Regions from separate parts of the Homo sapiens genome. Here region 2 is linked to region 1. Evidence: chromatin contacts called from ENCODE Hi-C or POLR2A ChIA-PET data. All regions are on one chromosome and are shown on one strand. Each heading gives the region's core, a stretch centred on a gene start or an enhancer-like site at or near the end of the contact. The rest is flanking DNA. Distances are from core to core; before and after follow the strand shown. Region 1 has its middle 31 kb from the start of GIMAP8. Region 2 holds the start of GIMAP2 (GTPase, IMAP family member 2).

What was found. Hi-C counts contacts between places; a loop is a spot of excess contacts on that map. ChIA-PET counts read pairs that join two places held with the same protein, here RNA polymerase II (POLR2A). Pooled maps may share reads with other maps.
Region 2: a loop to region 1 is called in a pooled map, with 2.3 times the contacts of the local background. The contact joins the promoter of GIMAP2 here to the enhancer-like site in region 1. A Hi-C loop is called at or near these places in 5 of 50 pooled maps. POLR2A ChIA-PET finds 5 or more read pairs at or near these places in 8 of 52 experiments (CD4-positive, alpha-beta T cell, CD4-positive, alpha-beta memory T cell, CD8-positive, alpha-beta T cell and 5 more).

The regions. Positions count from the first base shown.
Region 1 is chr7:150,480,245-150,483,166 of GRCh38, reverse strand. No RefSeq gene overlaps it. Among named protein-coding and RNA genes, the nearest start is that of GIMAP8, 31 kb to the right of the region's middle. Within about 2 kb of position 1,471, at least 5 of the 41 ENCODE cell types and tissues checked have a DNase peak (open chromatin) inside an H3K27ac peak, as active enhancers do; they include CD4-positive, alpha-beta T cell and CD8-positive, alpha-beta T cell, where a contact is called at or near this core.
Region 2 is chr7:150,684,341-150,687,262 of GRCh38, reverse strand. GIMAP2 (GTPase, IMAP family member 2) reads right to left here and starts at 1,557. Exons shown (of 3, transcript NM_015660.3): 1 at 1,478-1,557; 2 at 176-211. The coding sequence starts at 203. LOC124901774 (a long non-coding RNA gene) reads left to right here. Exons shown (of 4, transcript XR_007060589.1): 2 at 1,087-1,141. RefSeq lists an enhancer at 1,483-1,682.

The sequences.
Region 1 (2,922 bases), core at 222-2,721:
CGTCCTCATAGCTTAGCTCCCACTAAGAAATGAGAAAATACACTATTTGGTTTTCCATTCCTGAATTGCAAGTGGGATCTCCCAGGGCACCACTGGACAGGTCAAATAATGACATTTTTCTAGAAATGGGACTTTTAAGGGGCTCTAACTCCATTCAGCTCCCTTCAGTGGCTTCCAGGCTGCTAGTTTTCATAGTGATTTTAGTTTTTTGGTTTTCAAGGTTACCACAGAGTTGGGGGTAATGAGAAAGGGGCAAGTTGAAACATGACAGAACTCACTATTCTTACTATTTTTCTTGAATGAACACTCTCAATATTGCTTCAAGCGTTGGGTTGATACCCAGAGTTCTGAAAAAAAAAAAAAAAAAAAGAGTTGATTCTGACTATTTTTTGACAGTGTTCTCTATCTTTGTGGAGATTTTTGGAGGACATTATTCTGCTATTCCCACTGACATCATCTCACAATTATATTTGTCTTATAAATATATAGCATTATGGTTGCAGTGTGAAAGGTAATTTGAGAGAAGCAAGCCTCGAAACAGGTTCAATCCAAAGAAACAGTTGCAACAATCCAGTCCAGAAACGATGGTGACCATAACTCGAGTAGAGATAAGGAAAAAAAAAAGTGGATGCTCCAGAGAGACATGAAGCCTTTATAATACACAACTCTTTTGTTATTTGTTGGAAGAAAGAGTCAAGGCTTCTGTCATGGACAACTAGACAGATTATGGCACCATTTGCAAAATAGGAAACCCAGGAAGGAAGGGATGAACAGCCAGTGGAGCCAAAAGTGGTGCCCGTGAGAACCTCATTACCCAGTGAAAACACAAATAGAAGAAAGACCAAAGGTGTTTAGCGCATGCTCCAATACCCAGTAGGCCTTGCAGTGTTGACTTGAAGCTGTGGTGGCCAACAGGATTGAAAGGCATGCTTTGTAGTTAACAGTGCCTAGTAAGCAGCACCCAGTGGAGAAGGATTTGGATCAGGACAAAAGTAAAACCAAGATAAACACCACGTGACAAGTGACAGAAATTTTCGGTAGCTAATGTAACTCATCCATTGGGAAACCTCAGAAATAAATTGAGGGAAACAGGAACTTGCTGGCAGCCCATAGTGCTGCAAGAGCAGGTGGGTTGCAAGCTAGGAAAACATTCATAATTATTGTCGACATGATGTCATTTTAAACTTCAGGTTACTGATGATTTTTGAAGGACAAATTACAAGTATATTCCCAGAGGGTCTTTTAGGCATGACACCTTGGCCCTGGCTTGACCCCTTTTAGTCTAGCCTACACGCTGCCCTATAATCTGTGGGTCAGGAAACGCAAGCCCGCCACACTACCACCCACCAACATACATGAGGACGATGTGAAGTGAAGAGCAATAAACAGGAAGTTTGTAGCTGAAGAGGAAAATGTATCATGCTGATCATGCTGTTCACAACTAGATTTTACACCAGTCTGTTGAGCACATCCTGTGTGTATTCACAGAAATACAGAGGTGCAAGAGTGAAGGCCACGGAGGTTTCTCATGAACATCAAGCTGCCTCTCATGGGAGAACGGGAGGTGGGCCTGCCGATGCCTTCATCTGCTAGGGAGGATGATAGTGTGCTAGTGGTAGAGGCTGGACCAGTGGGCCCATGGAACAAGCTAATGTAAGGATGAGCTAGGAAGGAGAGGGTTTTTACTGAAAAGGTGGATGCTTCATTTGAGGGAGGAGGAGAAGAGGCTCATAGCCAAGTGGCCTGGGGATTCTTCTAGGGAAGTGAGCTTGCTGGCAGGCTTCACAGATCATGTCAGCAACTTAGCTGACTCCCTTGCAGAAATTTAGCCAAATTTTATGGGACTTTCTGTCGTCATGGAATCACGAAACTATTTTTTTTTTTTTTACTCTTTATGCTAAGTTCATCACAAAAGCCTTGTTCTTCAGTAAATCTTGCTCAGTGCAGGAAAAGAGAGAAATGAAGTGAAAAGGATTGCTCTGAGGAAGGAGAGGAGGCTGGGGGTGCTGGATGACCCTTTGTGAAAAATAAGCATGTTCTTAGTGCATCAGCAAAACAGAGGCACTGTAAATAGGCAAAAAACATTTCCTTAGAAGTTACCTCTCCCACTCTCTAACCAAAAGAGGTCTGGATCATCTGTACATCCTGCAGTCTATCACATTGGTCCACTGTATCAGGGTCTCTCAGCCTTGGGACTATTGACATTTTGGTCCAGATAACTCTGTTGTGGGGGACTGTCGTGTGCATCTTAGGATGTTCAGTAGCATCCCTGGATTCTATTTACCACATACCAGTAGCACCCACTCCCTGTTGTGGCAACTAAAAAATTCTCCAGGAGGCTGGGTGTGGTGGCTCACGCCTGTAATCCCAGCACTTTGAGGGGCCAAGGCGGGCAGATCACGAGGTCAGGAGATCAAGACCATCCTGGCTAACACAGTGAAACCCCATCTCTACTAAAAGTAATTTTTAAAAAAAATTAGCCGGGCGTGGTGGTGGGCGCCTGTTGTCCCAGCTACTCGGCAGCCCGAGGCAGGAGAATAGCATGAACCTGGGAGGCGGAGCTTGCTGTGACCCCAGATCACACCACTGCGCTCCAGCCTGGGTGACTGAGGAAGACTCCGTCTCCAAAAAAAGAAAAAGAAAATTTCTCCAGGAATTGCCAAATGTCTTCTACAGGGCAAAATTGTTTCCAGTTGAGAACTAGCACATTACCTCAATGATGTCACATTGGAGAGGCAGGACAAGCAATAGGTGGCCAGCATGATAGTGGCCTTGGTAAGACACATATGTTTGAGAGAGTAGAATATCAGTTCTGGACTTCCAGCTCAAGGAGGGTCTTCAGTGAGACATGGAGGATGTCCGCCAATTATGGCAGTGAGGAAGGGATGCCACTCTTGAAGGCTTTCACTTCAAGAAGAAACT
Region 2 (2,922 bases), core at 308-2,807, 200 kb before region 1:
GAAAACAAAACCCCACAATTTTCAGCTGCTGGTGGTGGTAGCTGTGGGAGTTAGAATAAGATCCTTCACCCTTGTTTATTTTGCCCCAACATCATCAGAAGAGCCAAACACACACACACACACACACACACACACACACACACACACACACACACACGTGAAGTCACCTTCTTACCCCAGTGACTGTGTTCATTTTGGTCCATTGGTGTTCCTGAGAAACAGAGAGACAAGAAACTTATTTTTCAGTTCTAAATCATGAAAAATTCTTATATTTCTTTTCTTTTCTTTTTCTTTCTTTCTTTTTTTTTTTTTTTTTTTTGAGACACAGTTTCACTCTGTCACCCAGGCTGGAGTGCAGTGGTGCGATCTCGGCTCACTGCAACCTCCACATCCTGGGTTCAAGTGATTCTCCTGCCTCAGCCTCCCGAGTAGCTGGGATTATGGGTGTGCACCACCATGCCCATCTAATTTTTGTAGTTTTAGTAGAGACAGGGTTTCACCATGTTGGCCAGGCTGGTCTCAAACTCCTGACCTCAAATGATCCACCAGCCTCGGCCTCCCAAAGTTCTGGAATTAAAAGCGTGAGCCATCACACTAGGCCAAGATCCTTATATTTCTAAACAACCATGTTTCATTTGTCTACTCATAAGGGACAAGGTGGGTGGGAAAGGAATGACTTCCTACTTTACAGAGAACTGGAATCACTTGCTGAGGGGCTGAGAAGTGGGTTTCATTTGTAAGCCTCATGCCCAGCTCTCTCTCGCTTTCTTCCTCCCGTCCTCTCACAGATCAGCCCGGCTCCCTTCTGTTTTTGTTTTGCCTGCACACTCTTCGCTTCTGTCAGCTTTCTCTGTAGGTGTGCCTTCCCTTACACCTTAGGCTCAGTCCTCCCTTTCCCTCTCTTTCTTTTCCCACCTTGCCTCCTTCCCTCCTCTACTCTCTCCAAACCTCCTCCCTCATGTTGAGTCTTTGCTGAGAGACTCAGTGAATGAAGATTATGACTCTGGGAAACCGTGCAGTCCTTTAAGCTGGAAATACACTTCACTTGATCCATTAATGGCTTGAATTTTTCTCATTCCCCAACAGCCCCTGGTTATGAAGCCCTTGCAATGTAGGAACTACTATGGAGTGAGAAATATCGGTACGTTTTCATCAGCTAGTTTCTCTTGCTTAAATCTGGCAGGCATAGACCAAGCGTACAAGCACAGAAAACTGAAAGCCACCGATTAATGCCCAAATTCTTCCCAGTTAGCACTTTTTATTGACTTTATACTATGGAAATTCTTTCTTTGCCAGTAATGTGTAAAGTAAATTACATCGGTTTCCTGTAAACTGGCTCCACTTAAGGAAAAGGCAGTCACTCTAAATTGCTTCTCTTAAAATAGGACAAATTTGTTCTAAGAAAAATGAAAATGTTTGTGCATGGCTTGGGACCTAGAAATCAACACTGCAGAACTTTTCGTAAATCTGGGCTTACCTGATTTACTGTTCAAAGAAACAGTTGGCTCCCTGTTCAGTCCTGTTGTCTTATAGCTCAGCTCCAAGAGAAAAAGAAAGTAAAACCGAGACTCCAGTCGGTCTTCTTCCTCTCTTGAATCTTCCTGAGCTTCCTGACTGCTAATGAACGCCACCACGTGCCTGTGTTTGAAATTCTCTTTCATGCCATTATGCAAAATAAACAGTTTAAATGGAAAGTTAATCAGTAGTTATTTGCTGTCATGTGGGCCAACTGTCTCTTCTTCTCAAAAGTGAAAAAAGAGTGTTTTAATGATTTCATCTGGACTGGAAAGAAAGGCATGAATGCCAAGGAAGTTGGTGGATTTCAGTCCTTCCCAGCTGGGATATGTCCCAACAGTTAGAAGTTTGTCTAGATGCAAATGGCCCCCTGAGAAGGGCTTAAACCTCATTGACACCAGCAGCAGGGATTGTTCTAAAGCAGATGCCACTGGGAGAGAAGAGGAGCCTCTGATAGGCACTGCCCAGGGGAAGAAGGGCACAGAAAGGGGAACCTGAGAGGGGACATTTTTGTCTGAGTCTGATTGTAAGGATCATTAACCATCAAAACATTTTTACATAACTCATTCATGGCTTCTAGGATTCTGGGCCTTTCTTCCCTGTCCAGCTCTGTAATTTCAGAGAACCTCCCTGTGGGGAGAAATTGTCTAGGAAATGTCTATAGTAATACTCTGGAGTGTTGGCTGGGTCAAATGGTATTTCTAGTTCAAGATGCCTGAGGAATCGCCACACTGACTTCCACAATGGTTGAACTAGTTTACGGTCCCACCAACAGTGTAAAAGTGTTCTTATTTCTCCACATCCTAGCATTTAAAACATTTCCTTTTGATTGTCTTGGAGTTTCCAGGTTTATCATAGACTCAGTTGCAAATAGTGATAATTTTCCCTCCTTGTTTCCAAAAATATCTTATGTTGCTTTCTCTTGTATAATTACAATTGCTTGCTACCTTTTCAAAAGTGAGTTAATGTGCTTTTATTATTTATTTACCTGTAGGGCACCTAATATCTTATCATTAATATTGATGTTGGTTATTGGAAATTAATTAGTTTATTTTAAAATCAGTGTGGCTATACTTTGCTTAGTCCTATTTCATTAAAGTCTTTTATCTGTGGTATAAATTTAGAAAATTTTATTTTGACGTTGACTGATATAATTCCATGTCTTTTTCCTTTTGACCTACTAATATTGCAAATTACATCACTGCGTTTCCTAACATAAGTGATATGTACATGTACATGTGCAAAGGTTTGGGTTCCTAGGAATACAGACTGTTGAGATGAAGATAAAATGGATGAAGGAAGTTTATTAGGGAATCTTCTCAGGAAATGTGCTAGAGGGAGAAGGGAAGAACCCAGGATTAGGCAGGGAGAAGTGAGACTGAGATGTAGTCACAACAAATATAGACT